3 separate regions of the Homo sapiens genome follow, and all the other regions are linked to region 2. A link is an interaction called in ENCODE POLR2A ChIA-PET data of the cell type or tissue named here. Cell type or tissue: GM12878. All regions are shown on one strand. Links, peaks and the distances in the headings refer to the core of each region. The heading gives the core; the rest is flanking DNA. Region 1 overlaps TNFRSF1B (TNF receptor superfamily member 1B). Region 2 overlaps TNFRSF8 (TNF receptor superfamily member 8). Region 3 has its middle 6.1 kb from the start of MIR6729.

Region 1 (4,000 bases), core at 1-4,000, 110 kb before region 2:
GAATCGCTTGAACCTGGGAGGCAGAGGTTGTGGTGAGGCGAGATCGAGCCACTGCACTCCAGGCTGGGCAACAAGAGTGAAACTCCATCTCAAAAAAAAAGAATAATTTGCGGCACATGGAATGGTGGGAAGCTCAAGTTTGGGTGTCCAGTAGCACAATTAGATAGGAACACACCACTCTCAGTTGGGTGTGTGCTGTCTATGCATGTAGCTGCTTTCTTGCTACAGAGGCAGGTTTGAGTAGCTGTCACTGAGACCATACAGTCCACAAAGCCTGAAATTCCTACCATCTGGCCCTTTACAGAGAAAGCGTGCAGACCTTTGCGCTCAGTCAATCATTCCGGGGCAGAGAGCGCTCACGTCTGAGACCCTCTGCTGCACTGCCTCAGCCTCTTGTTCCAGAGTCCGCCCACAGGCTGCTCTGCAACTTCCCCTGATGTCTTCTTCCCGTAGAATAATAATAATATTATTAGCTGACATTTGAGTGCCACCCAATGCCATGCACTGTACCTACATCCCTCCAGACAATATCTATATTGATTCTTCCAACAACCCAGTGTTATCCTTGCTTTGTGGAAACTGAGGCACGGAGAGATTGAGTTACTTGCCCAAGGTCACGGTTAGGACATACTGTGGCTGGGCTAAATCCCAAAGGGCCTTTCCTGGGTGTCTGGGGTTTCAACTCTGGAGGCTCAAGGCAAGGTCCCCATTTCCAGACACGCACACTGAAGAGAGGCTGGAAATTCCTCTCCCAGGCTGTTGTCTGTTCCCACTGGCTGGCCAGGCGCTCACACCCTTGCCTTGGAATTCTAAGCGATTGTTTTCTGATCCCAGCAAAAAAGGAGATGGCACAGGCCACATTCCCAACAGCTGCCCTGGCCCCTGGCCTGCCCAGGATGAAAACAAGTGTCCCAGGCAGAAAGAAGGAGGGTAGAGATGAGTGAAGGGCTGATGGGGCTCGCCAGCACTGCAGCGGGAGGTGAGAGCAGGGGTGGAGCGAGCAGCGCAGGTGCCACCGCCCCCCAAGAAAGGCTGAGACCTCCTGCCTCCCTCCAGAGGGAGCTACAATTCCAGATGTGGTCTGAGAACAGATGCGAGTACCAGGGTCCTCTCTGTCCAATCCCTGCAGCCCCCGGCTCCCATGGCTTCTCGGACACCTGAGCGCCACCTGCACCCTTAATTCCCCAAGGCCACAGCCTCTCACTCAGGACTGGAGGGATCTCGTGCAAGCCATCCCCAAGAGGCCACGGAGGCCCAGAGAAAGTGCATCCTGTGCCCAGCATCACACAGCTGGTCCGTGGCAGGAGCAGAAGCCTAGACCAGCTTCCCCAGGAACCCCCACACCCTCCCTGGGCTGGGTCCCCCAGTTTTGGAGAGATGGAGGGCATTGCAAGTTCATGCTGAACCTCCGCCCAGGTGGTCTGACCCTGGTCACTGCCCACAACTGCCCCCCAGCCCTGCTCTGAGCCTGGAAGGGGAGGAGAAGCAGCCAATTGTCACTCCTCACAACCCCACAAAAGGGGTTTTTCTGGCCTGTGCCCCACCCCCTCTGCTGGTGGCTACAGCCAGGCAGAACAAAAACCCCCAAAGGTCACGGCCACCTCCCTCCTCCCAAGCCACAAGTCGCAAAGTTCAAGCAGCCCCAGGTGGCACAGAAGCAGGCTGAGTCCTATTCCTTGGGCTGGGACCCCAGTAGAGCCGAGTACTGAGGAGCCTCATTCAAAACACAGGATCCCAGGGCCGGGCGCAGTGGCTCACACCTGTAATCCCAGCACTTTGGGAGGCCGAGGTGGTCACCGAATCACGAGGTCAGGAGATTGAGACCATCCTGGCTAACAAGGTGAAACCCCGTCTCTACTAAAAATACAAAAAATTAGCTGGGCGAGCTGGTGGGTGCCTGTAGTCCCAGCTACTTGGGAGGCTGAGGCAGGAGAATGGTGTGAACCCGGGAGGCGGAGCTTGCAGTGAGCCAAGATTGTGCCACTGCACTCCAGCCTGGGCGACAAAGCAAGACTCTTTCTCAAAAAAAAAAAAAAAAACAGAATTCCAGCCAGCCAGCCAGCCAGCCAGCACCCTCAGCTCCCGGCCCCTCCTGGCCCAGCCCTGCTGGGCAGAAGCAGAGACCCAGCAGAGCCACGGGCCAGGTCCTCCAGGTTCCTGCTGTGTCCGTCTGTTTGTGTGTTCACAAGGCTCACACACCTGTGTCTACAGGCGTGAGGGTGTGAAGCGTGCACACGTGTGTCTATGTTGGGGGCATGTGTGCATATCTGTGAGTGACGTAGTGAGTGTGTGCGCTGGGGTGGCGAGGAGAGACACTCCTAGGTTCGTGTCCCAGGCCGTGATCATTAGCTGTGCCACACTGGGAAAGTTACTAACTTCTCTGGGCCCATGATTCTTGGGCCATATAATGGGGGACAAGAATCATACTGCCTGCGTGTGGCAGCATGGCTGTGAGAATAAAGAACGCTGGGCACAGTGCCTGGCATCCGTTCAACACCCGATAAATGTTCGCACCTGTTATCAGACGTGGGTCCGTGCATGAGTGTGTCCGTGTCCATGGGGGTGATTGTGGGTAAGCTCACATATTGGTTTTTTTTTTTTTTTTTTTTGAGATGGAGTCTCGCTCTATCGCCCAGGCTGGAGTGCAGTGGTGCGATCTCAGTACACTGCAAGCTCCACCTCCCGGGTTCACGCTATTCTGCCTCAGCCTCCGGAGTAGCTGGGACTACGGGCGCCCGCCACCACGCCCGGCTAATTTTTTTTATTTTTAGTAGAGATGGGGTTTCACTGTGTTAGCCAGGATGGTCTCGATCTCCTGACCTCGTGATCCGCCCCCCTCGGCCTCCCAAAGTGCTGGGATTACAGGCGTGAGCCATGGCGCCCGGCCACATGTTGGTGTTTTCTAAACAAAGGAACGCCACTGTCTCCCATGCCCTGGACGTTCTTTCTGTGGCAGGAGGAGCAGGTGGGTGCTGAGTCCACACTCTAAGCCCAGCAGCCCAGCTCAAGAGGACTCTCCACTGGCCTCTTATCAGGAGTAGCTGCTGGTTGAGGAGTAGCGTGGGACACAGGCATAAACCTGATTCAAACCTGGGCTATGCCACTCACCTAATGATCTAATCCTACAGGAAAAATGGAACCTCCCAGAGTCTCAGTTTCCTCCTCTGTAAAATGGGGGTGATGATGCTCCCTGCCCCACAGGGATGCGTGGGGACTCAGTCACAAAGAGCCTGGCAGGGCTCAGCCAGGGCTGTGCTGGGATAAGCTCAGGCCTGTGCAGATTTCCTCCCAACTCCATATTCAGGAAGGTCTTGGGAGTTGGAAACTGGCTACAGTGTGAGTGTTTATACCACAGAAATTAGCAAACACCACAAATCAGGGTTTGGGGGTTTTTTTCTGCACTAGACACACCACTGGGGCACTCAACAGATACTTGAGTCACTCACATTCAGTGAACACTGAGAGCAACAGTGAAAGGAAAGGGGCCAGGCGTGGTGGCTTATGCCTCTCATCCCAGTACTTTGGGAGACCGAGGTGGGCAGATCACTTGAGGTCAGGGGTTTGAGACCAGCCTGGCCAACATGGCAAAACCCCGTCTCTACTAAAAATATAAAAATTAGCCAGGCATGGTGGCGCATGCCCATAGTCCCATCTACTTGGGAGGCTGAGGTGGGATGACCACTCGAACCCGGGAGGCGGAGGCTGCAGTGAGCCAAGAGGGCGCCACTGCACTGCAGCCTGGGCGACATAGCTGTCTCAAAAAAAAAAAAAGAAAGAAAGAAAAAAAAAATGGAAAAGGGAAGCAGAGGCTGCTAGGCCACACCCAGGACATCTTCAGTGCACAGAGGATTGGGAAACGCTTGGTGGGGAAAGGGAAGGTGACAGCTGGGCTGCTGCGGAAGAGCTTGGGGGAGACACCTGCTCTACGCACGCCACCAGGCGGCAACCGTCAGTGTCACTGAATTGAAGCTGGAGAAAGGGAGCAGTGAAACTCGCTCGC
Region 2 (4,736 bases), core at 366-4,365:
TGGATAGATGGATGGGTTAGGGAAGAGTGGATGAGTGGGTAGATGGATGGATGGGTAGATGGATGGGTAGATAGATGGATGGGGAAAGGTGGATGGGTGGGTAGATGGGTAGATAGATGAATGGGTTAGGGAACAGTAGGTGAGTGGGTAGATGGGTGGATGGGTAGATGGATGGATGGATGGATGGATGGGGAAGGGTGGATGGGCAGGTAGATAGGTGGATAGATGGATGGGTTAGGGAAGAGTGGATGAGTGGGTAGATGGGTGGATGGGTAGATGGATGTGTAGATGAACGGATGGATGGATGGGTGGATGCAGACCAGTGGTATAGGGGCTTTTCCTCACTGTAAGCTCCCATTCTTCCTCCTTTGAAACTATCTTAGCACAGATACCCTCTGGAGTATCAGATATATATAAGCATGTCACCTCCCCTACTAGTGGGTTGCTCCCAGGAGGCAGGACCTTGTCCTTCTCTCCCCCAAATAACCCTATATCCAACAGAGCTCAATAAATGCTTGCTGCATTGGGCCAGTCCTATTTCCTTCTACTGCCTTCCATTTCCTCCCTTCCACGCCCACATACTTCCTCCTATACAAAAGAACCCTGGTGGATTTTTCAGGCTTAAAGAAAAGACTAGGATGTACCTGCGAGTGGGATGGACAGGAGAGAGAGGCTGGTCTGACTTCAGCAGAGGGAGGTGCCAGGGGGACAATGGAAGCTTGGCCCTGTGAGGCAATGGCTGGCTGTCACAGAAGAGTATGCGGGGCAAGTTAGCCATATTCATTCATTCACCTATTCTTTCAAAAATTGAGACTCTACTATGTGCCAAGCCCTGGGGTCAGGGCTGGGGATCCTGCAGGAAGACGATAGACAAGTCATGACACATGGAAGGAGTGTTAGGAAAGTGGAACCATGGGAGGCACCAAGAGCCCAGAGCCAAGACCTCTGAGCTGGCTTGGGGTCAGGGAGGGCCATCCCTCCATCCATCCAACAAATGTTTATTTCTCTTTTTTTTCGAGATAGAATCTCGCTCTGTGGCCCAGGCTGGGGTCAGGGAGGGCCTACACTTAAGTGGACCCTGAGGAATGCAGAGGTGTGAGTCAAGCACACAGGGACAGTGGGGGGCCAGGAGGTGCTGTGAGGGGGCTCTGCTGGGACAGTGTCAGAGGGCACAGGGGAGCCCAGCACACTCAGCTGAAGCCCAGGATGAAGAGGGACTGGGCGGGGGAGGGGGAGGCGGCAGGGGCAGCAGCTGTCATGCCAAATGGGCGTGCCCATGCACAAAGCTGAGCTTTACCCAAGGGCAGCGGAAGCTGGGGGAACCCACAAACCCCCTCCTCCTCCTCCTTCCTGTTCACAGCCTTCGGAGGAACCCTCAGCTCCTGGGACAAGATGGGATACACCTGCCATGCTCCCTACCTAACACTTGGCCTGGCCTCACATCCTTCCCCTGAACCTGGGCAGGCCTCAAACATCTGCAGGAGAGACCCCTTCCTGTGGGGAGCGAGTCTGCACACAAAGAGAGGGTAGTCCAGGAAGATGGAGAACAGGAAGGGCTTTGTAGCCCCCGCATTAGCTCTTCACTCGTAAACTCTTCTGCCTCCCAAATTCGAGGCCTTGAGGGTCAGTATCAACTACAGTTGAAGAGCTCAGGAGACTGCACTCGGTGGTCATGTTCACGGCCCGGCTGAGCCACTGATACGCATGTGGCCTTGTGCAAATTCCTGAACCCCTCGGTGTCCAAGTTTCCTCTCTGGATTTCTTATCAGGATTGAAGGAACTTAAGGTCGGTAAAGGGCCCAGCACAGTGGCCAGCACATAGCGTGCTCCATCGGTATGAATCGTGGTCATTGTTATGAGTCAGTGAATGAGCTCCCCGTCACCAAGAGTATGTAAGCAAAGGGCTGGGGACCTGCTCTCAGGAATGCTGGAGAGGGCATCACAGGCCTGGGTGCAAGGAGGGATTCGATGACATCTACATTTTTCAATCTCAAAGGTCCCTCAGCTTCCTTCCTCCACCAACCCGCCCACAAGCAAACCCGGCCACACAGCTGAGTGCTGGCTGCACAGGGCAGGCAAAATGTCAAGAAATTTCCCCGAGAGATCAAAGAAGGGGTTTTTGTGGGTTTTTCTTTTTTCTTCTCTGGCTACACGGAAGCACAAGGTCAATAAAACACCAGTAAAATGCCCCACCCACCACACCAATATGGAGTATTCAGCCCCAGCCAGCACTGGGCCTTAGAGAGGGGAAGTGGGGAGGAGGGAGCCCCCTCTTCCTAAGTCACAGCTTTTAAGTGGAGGGAGCCTGGGACCTGAGATGTCATTTTTCTCTCCACCCACTCCCCATCAAGGCCCTTTCAGGCTGGAGTCAAAGGGGCCAGAAGAGGATGAGAAGGAAGTGTCTTTCTCCTTGTGGCTGGGATTGTGGGTCCCATGAAAAGTCATAGAACACTGTGGGCCACTCCATTCCAGAGGATAAAAACCACAGCAAGCGGGCCCTGAGAGAACTGAGTGGGAACCACCACCAACCATCAGGCTAGCAAGGGAAGGCCTCATGGAGGAAGGGGTTCCAGAATTGCAGCAGGTAGGGACGGAGGGGAGGGCATCCCACATGGGGACAGGCATGTCCAAAGGCCCAGAAACTAGGCCTGGCACAGTGGCTCATGCCTGTAATCCCAGCACTTTATGAGGCCAAGGCGGGCAGACCACTGGAGGTCAGGAGTTGAAGACCAGCCTGGCCAACACGGTGAAACCCCATCTCTACTAAAAATACAAAAACTAGCTGGGTGTGGTGGCACATGCCTGTAATCCCAGCTACTCAGGAGGCTGAGGCAAGAGAATTGCTTGAACCTAGGAGGCGGAGGTTCCAGTGAGCCAAGATCACACCACCGTACTCCAGCCTGGACTACAGAGACAGACTCTATCTCAAAAAAAAAAAAAAAAAAAAGAGAGAGAGAGAGAAATAAAAATTTGTTGGATGGATGATGGATGGATGGATGGATGGATGGATGGATGGATGGATGGATGGATGGATGGATAGAAAGGTAGATGAGAAAATGGCCAGGAGAGGGGTGGGTGTATGGATGGGGGCGGTGAATGGGAGGATAATTGGAGGGATATGGGAAGGCGATGGTGCTATGGACTGAATTGTGTCCCCCACAAAGTTCATATGTTAAATGTGTTGAAACCCTAACCCCAGTGTGACTGTATTTGGAGATAGGACTTTTAGGAGATAATTAAGGTTAAATGAGGTCATAAGGATGGGGCCCTAATCCAGGGGGATTGGTGGCATATATGAAGAGGGGGAAAGAGAGAGAAAGAGAGAGAGAGATCGATCTTCCCACCATGAGAAGACTGCCATCTGCAAGCCAAGAAGACAGCCCTCACCAGAAACCAAATCCTCCAAAAACCTTGATCTTGGACCTTCAAGCCTCCAGAACTGTAAGAAATAAATGTCTATTGTTTAGGTCACCCAGACTACAGTATTTTGTTATGGCAGCCCCAGCAAACTAATACAGATGGATGGATGGATAGTGGCTAGATGGGAAGAAAAATGGAAAGGGGATGGGAGGGGTGGGTTGGTGAGTGGTTAAAAAGATGGGTGGGTGGGCAGGTACTTGGATGGGTGGGTGGGTGAGGGGGGCAGGTACTTGGATGGGTGGGTGGATGGCCGACCAGTGAAGCACTGAAAAAACCAGGGGACCCACCTAATAGATCATTCAAAATCAACACTAAACCAAAAATAAAAGCAAGAAAGTCCAATAGCATCCAACCCACTACTTTTGCCCATACAATGAATACTTTGAATCATTGTTGGAAATACAAATCAAAATCAAATACAAAAACATCAAATTCTTTCCAAGAATGTTTCCCTCTGTCCTTTGGTGGCCTGAGCACGAGCCTGGTCTGCATCTCATGGGGGAGTTGAGGCCACAAGTCTAGGAACTGACTGACCTGGGTTCCCGCGCAGCTCCAGTGGAATAGCCCTGATGGCCATAACCTGTCACCACCCTCCAGACAGTACAGCTGGGTGGATGGGCCCCTCCGCCCCCACTGTCGGAAGCCCTCCAGACGATGCCCGCCCACTTGCAATGGCCTGCTGTCCTCAAAGCAAGAAGTGGCGATGATGAACCAGACACACACAGACTCCCTCCCACCCTTGCTGGCACAGCTAAAGGCTGATGTCCCCGTGACAATCTCTGTTCCTGGAGGTCAGAGACCACGAGGGCATCGTTATGTCCTGCCCCGCCCATCTAAGACCACTGGTGGTGCCTTGGGACTTTTGATAATAACCACAGGGGCAGAAATGCCTCATGACCCTATTCCAGCTGCTTATCTCCTCGGGCCTAAGCATCATCTACAAAATGGAAGGAACAACACTCACCCCAGCTCCAGAAGGATTTCCTGGTAATTGACTAGAAGTCAATCACGGTGCTGGGGGTGGGGGAACATTCCAGAAAGGGAGCTCTGGTCTGGGAGACTGGTCTCAGAGAAATCTATTGTCCAGGTTGTCCCAGGATAAACACCTGTCCTGAGCTGGGGCAGTCAAGAACGGCAAAGAGGCCAGGCATGGAGGCTCATGCCTGTAATCCCAGTGCTTTGGGAGGCTGAGGCAGGAGGACTAATTGAGCCCAGGAGCTCAAGACCAGCCTGTGCAATATAGCGAGACTTTGTCTCTATTTTAAATTAATATAAAAAAATTAGGCCGGGCACGTTGGTTCATGCCTGTAATCCCA
Region 3 (4,736 bases), core at 314-4,313, 52 kb after region 2:
CCACCCAGCAGCAGGGAAGCTCCAGGGGGCAGGCTCCTGTGGCTGTGGGTGCTAGTGTTGTCTGCTTCACTGCCGCATCTGCAGAGCCTAGAACAGTGCCTAGCACACAGGAGGAGTCGAACACGTGGCTGGTGAATGAATGAGTGAGTGGGGGAATGGTGGAGGCATTACAGACCATATCAAGGAGTTGGGTTCCAGTTGGAGAGCATTCATCAGCTCTACACATTTTTTTTTTCTTTTTTTTTTTTCTGAGACAGAGTCTCACTCTGTCGCCCAGGCTGGAGTGCAGTGGTGCGATCTCGGCTCCCTGCAAGCTCCACCCCCCAGGTTCAAGCGATTCTCCTGCCTCAGCCTCCCGAATGGCTGGGACTACAGGCACACGCCACCACACCCAGCTAATTTTTGTATTTTTAGTAGAGACGAGGTTTCACCATGTTGGCCAGGATGGTCTCGATCTCATGACCTCGTGATCCGCCCACCTCAGCCTCCCAAAGTGCTGGAATTACAGGTGGGAGCCAGCGCACCCGGCCAGCTCCACACCTTTCTATTGAGGAATCCATCTCCCTGCCTTGTTAGGTGTGGTGGTGCTCGCCAGTTGTCTCACCTATTCAGGAGGCTGAGGCGGGAGGATCACTTGTGCCCAGTTCGGGGCTTTGGTGCCCTATGCTGATGGGGTGTCTGCACTAACTTGAGCATCAATATGGTGACCTCCTTGAAACCAGGTTGCCTAAGGAGGGTTAAACCAGCTCAGGTTGGAAATAGAGCAGGTCAAAACTCCAGTGCTGATCAGCAGTGGGGTAAATAGCCACTGTGCTCCAGCCTGGGCAAGGGCAAGAACCTGCCTCTAAAAAAGCTCTTATTTTAATTATTTTTATTTTTTGAGGCGGAGTCTCACTCTGTCACCCAGGCTGGAGTGCAATAGCGCGATCTTAGCTTGCTGCAACCTCCGCCTCCCAAGTTCAAGTGATTCTCATAGCTCAACCTCCTGAGTAGCTGGGATTATAGGTGCTTGCCAATATGCCCAGCTAATTTTTGTATTTTTCATAGAGACAGGGTTTCACCATGTTGGCCAGGCTGGTCTCAAACTCCTGACCTCAAGTGATCCACCCGCCTCAGCCTCTCAAAGTTCTGGGATTACAGATGTGAACCACCATGCCCAGCCTCTTTTTTCTTTTTCTGAGACGGAGTCTCGCTCTGTCGCCCAGGCTGGAGTGCAGTGGCGCGATCTTGGCTCACTGCAAGCTCCACTTCCCGGGTTCACACTATTCTCCTGCCACAGCCTCCGGAGAAGCTGGGACTACAGGTGCCCGCCACCATGCCCGGCTAATTCTTTTGTATTTTTTATTAGAGACGGGGTTTCACCATATTAGCCAGGATGGTCTCGATCTCCTGACCTCATGATCCGCCCGCCTTGGCCTCCCAAAGTGCTGGGATTACAGGCATGAGCCACTGTGCCCGGCCTTTTTTTTTTTTTTTTTTTTTTAAGAGAGATGGGGTCTTGCTATGTTGCCCAGGCTGGATTTGAGCTTCTGCCTTTTCTCACGTCCTCAGCTGACTGTCTCCAGCATGGTTAGGTCCAAGAAGACAAACTTCAGGCCGCTGCCTGGCCAGGGTCATGGTTCTAAGCCGTGGTGCAGGCAATGGAGGAGTCAGATCTTTGTTCTTATTTCTAAATGACCAACACAAGACACTAGTTTTGGGAGAAGTAGGTGATCTTGCCTTTTTCCTTTGGGATTTACAGTACATACTCAGAAGGCACAAAAAAAGAAAAGAATGCTATCAGTATGGGAGAGGGGGTGCATGTAAGGTGTATCAGGAGTGTGCCCAACCACCAGGGTCCTTTCATGCAGAGAAATGAAAGCATTTGTCCAGTAACCTTCACAAGGCAGGTAAGAAACCAGGCTAGAGGGAAAAGCCAAATTCTGGAACACAGTTCAGCCAGTACTTTTGAAAAAGTACAATACAAAACTATTTCAATGAAGAAAAACAATGCCATCTCTGTTTTCAGGAAGCTGCAATTCTCGCAGGGGAGAGAGCTTAGGCAATGCATCTCACCGTTAGTTACTTAATACTACTACTCAGGGGCCTTGGAGAAGAGCAGGAAGGCAGGCTGTGTGATGGCGGGGGCAGATCTGAGAACCCAGAGGTTCAGGGAGGACCTCTTGAAAGAAGAGACATCCAAGCTGAGACATGGATGGGGCAAGGGTGGGAGACAAGACGAGCATCCAGGGTGACCCCAAGTTGTAGGGGTGAAAGGCCCAGGAGAATTAAGAACAGCTTGCAAGTACCTGGGAGGGTAGTGGGGACATTCACGAAATGGAACTGTGTGGGTGCTGGAGAGCTGCAAGACATGGGCTCTGCTCTAGGGGCCTCCTGCCTGGAACCTTCATTCTTGGGGCCCCTTCAGCTTGAATAAGCCTGTATCCCATGCTGAAATCAGTCCTAAGAAGTGACTGGAGAGGCAGCCCCAGGCCCAGGGCTTTCTCAAGCACCTCCCTGCCGTTCTCCGGAGGCCAGGGGCAGTGGCTCATGCCTGTAATCCCAGCACTTTGGGAAGTCAAGGCAGGTGGATTACTTGAGGCCAGGAGTTTGAGACCAGCCTGGCCAACATGGAGAAACCCCTTCTCTATTAAAAATACAAAAATTAGCCGGGCATGGTGGCAGGCGCCTGTAATCCCAGCTACGCGGGAGGCTGAGGCATGAGAATCACTTGAATTTGCAAGGACGTTGCAGTGAGCCGAGATTGCACCACTGTACTCTAGCCTAAGCGACAGACCCTGTCTCAAAAATTAAAAAGAAAAAGAGTTCTCAAGCGACCAGCAGGAAGGATCTGGTTCAGGCTGTGGTCTTCCTACCCCCGCTGATGGCTCCAGATGGCCCCAAGGAGGCTGCCTTCTGAAGAGATAGCCAGGAACAGGCAGAGCAGAGGTCAGTACGTGGGAAGACAGGAGTTATTTGCCGCCACACAAAGAGGGTCTTTCAGGCTATGGCGCCACAGGTTTCATTCAGCGCAGTGTCTACAGACTTTGGGCTGTGGTTCTTGTGCATGGAACTTACTGGAAGCAAGCAAGCTGGAAGTCTTCCAAAGTTTCAAAAGAACTGTTTTTCCAGAGAAACCATGCACCCTGATGCATTATGGGCCCTGTGGCAGCATTCCAGCCTGTACGGTGATGGAAAAGAAGCATTTCTCTCTGGGTTAGGCTGTTGCTGTTTTGGACTTCTGTTATACACGGCTAAATCTGTAAGCTGATCTCAGCTTTGTAAATTTTGTAATTTTTTTTTTTTTGAGACAGAGTCTTGCTCTGTACCCCAAGCTGGAGTGCAATGGCACCATCTCGGCTCACTGCAACTTCCGCCTCCTGGGTTCAAGTGATTCTCATGCCTCTGCCTCCCAAGTAGCTGGGATTACAGGCATGTGCCACCATGTCTGGCTAGTTTTTAAATTTTTTACTAGAGATGGGGTTTTGCCATATTGGCCAGGCTGGTCTCAAACTCCTGACCTCAAGTGATCAGCCTGCCTTGGCCTCCCAAAGTACTGGGATTATATGGGTCAGTCACGGCACCTGGCCTAAATTTTGTAACTTTTTTTTCTTTTTCGAGACAGAGTATCACTGTCGCCCAGGTTGGAGTGCAGTGGCATGATCCGGCTCACTGCAACCTCTGCCTCCCAGGTTCAAGCCATTCTTCCGCCTCAGACTCCCGAGTAGCTGGGATTACAGGTGTGCATCACCATCCCCAGCTAATTTTTGTATTTTTAGTAGAGACGGGGTTTCGCCATGTTGGCCAGGCTGGTCACAAACTCCTGACCTCAAGTGATCCTCCTGCCTCGGCCTCCCAAAGTGCTGGGATTACAGGAGTGAGCCACCAAGCCCAGCCTGATTTTGTAACTTTTGTTTGACAGAAAGGCTTTGAATTATCTTCTCCCTGTGGCCAAAGAATTTCTAAAGAAACCACTGACTCCCACAGGTTCTCCGACTCAAAATTACACGTGGAACAACAAACCAAGCCCAACTGAAATATGGGACAAAGGACTTGACTTCTCCAAAGAAGATATACAAACAGGCTGGGTGCAGTGGCTTGTGCCTATAATCCCAGCATTTTGGGAGGCCCAGGTAGGAAAAGCCTGAGGCCTGGACAACATAGCAAGACCCTGTCTCTATTAAAAATAAACTAATAAACATGTACTCCTGAACTTAAGTTAAAAAAAAACTATTAATAAATATTTTTAAAATATACAAATGACCAATAAGCATATTAAAACATGCTCAACGTCACTAATCCTTAGGGAAATGCTAATAAAAACCACAATGAGATACACTTCACAGCCATTAGGATGGCTACTACCGAAAAACCAGAAAATAGCAAGTGCTGTTGACGATGAGGAAAAATTGGAACTCTTGTGCATCACTGGTCGGAAAGTAAAACAGTATAGCATTTCCTTGAAAAATTAAAAATAGAATTATTGGCCGGAGGTGGTAGCTCACGCCTGTAATCCCAGCACTTTGGGAGGCTAAGGTGGCAGATCCCTTGATCTCAGGAGTTCAAGACCAGCCTCAGTAACATAGTGAAACCCCTTCTCCACAAAAAGTACAAAAAAATTAGCCAGGAGTGGTAGCACGCGCCTATAGTCCCAGCTACCTAGGGGGCTAAGGCAAGAGAATCAATCACTTGAGCTTAAGAGGTCGAGGCTGCAGTGGGCGGAGATGGCCCCACTGCACTCCAGCCTGAGTGACAAA

Evidence for each region. ChIA-PET counts read pairs that join two places held together with the same protein. Peaks named below come from ENCODE experiments on the same cell type or tissue, not always from the same donor. Only the 100,000 strongest peaks of a DNase experiment are listed, where the experiment ranks them.
Region 1: POLR2A ChIA-PET joins it to region 2 with 6 read pairs; 4 of 35 experiments call an interaction of 5 or more read pairs at or near these places.
Region 3: POLR2A ChIA-PET joins it to region 2 with 6 read pairs; 10 of 35 experiments call an interaction of 5 or more read pairs at or near these places.

Annotation. Positions count from the first base shown.
Region 1 is chr1:12,196,731-12,200,730 of GRCh38, reverse strand. The region is part of intron 8 of TNFRSF1B (TNF receptor superfamily member 1B); the gene reads right to left. Among named protein-coding and RNA genes, the nearest start is that of MIR4632, 7.0 kb to the right of the region's middle. In GM12878, for the core only: CTCF peaks have their summits at 1,058 (motif pointing right) and 3,931 (motif pointing right); no DNase peak of the experiment used is centred there; H3K27ac peaks cover 1,356 bases.
Region 2 is chr1:12,085,377-12,090,112 of GRCh38, reverse strand. All of the region lies in intron 2 of TNFRSF8 (TNF receptor superfamily member 8), which reads right to left. Among named protein-coding and RNA genes, the nearest start is that of TNFRSF8, 24 kb to the right of the region's middle. RefSeq lists enhancers at 2,004-2,343, 2,364-2,473. In GM12878, for the core only: no CTCF peak of the experiment used is centred there; a DNase peak (open chromatin) is centred at 2,102; H3K27ac peaks cover 2,240 bases.
Region 3 is chr1:12,032,850-12,037,585 of GRCh38, reverse strand. It overlaps the pseudogene RN7SL649P. Among named protein-coding and RNA genes, the nearest start is that of MIR6729, 6.1 kb to the right of the region's middle. In GM12878, for the core only: no CTCF peak of the experiment used is centred there; no DNase peak of the experiment used is centred there.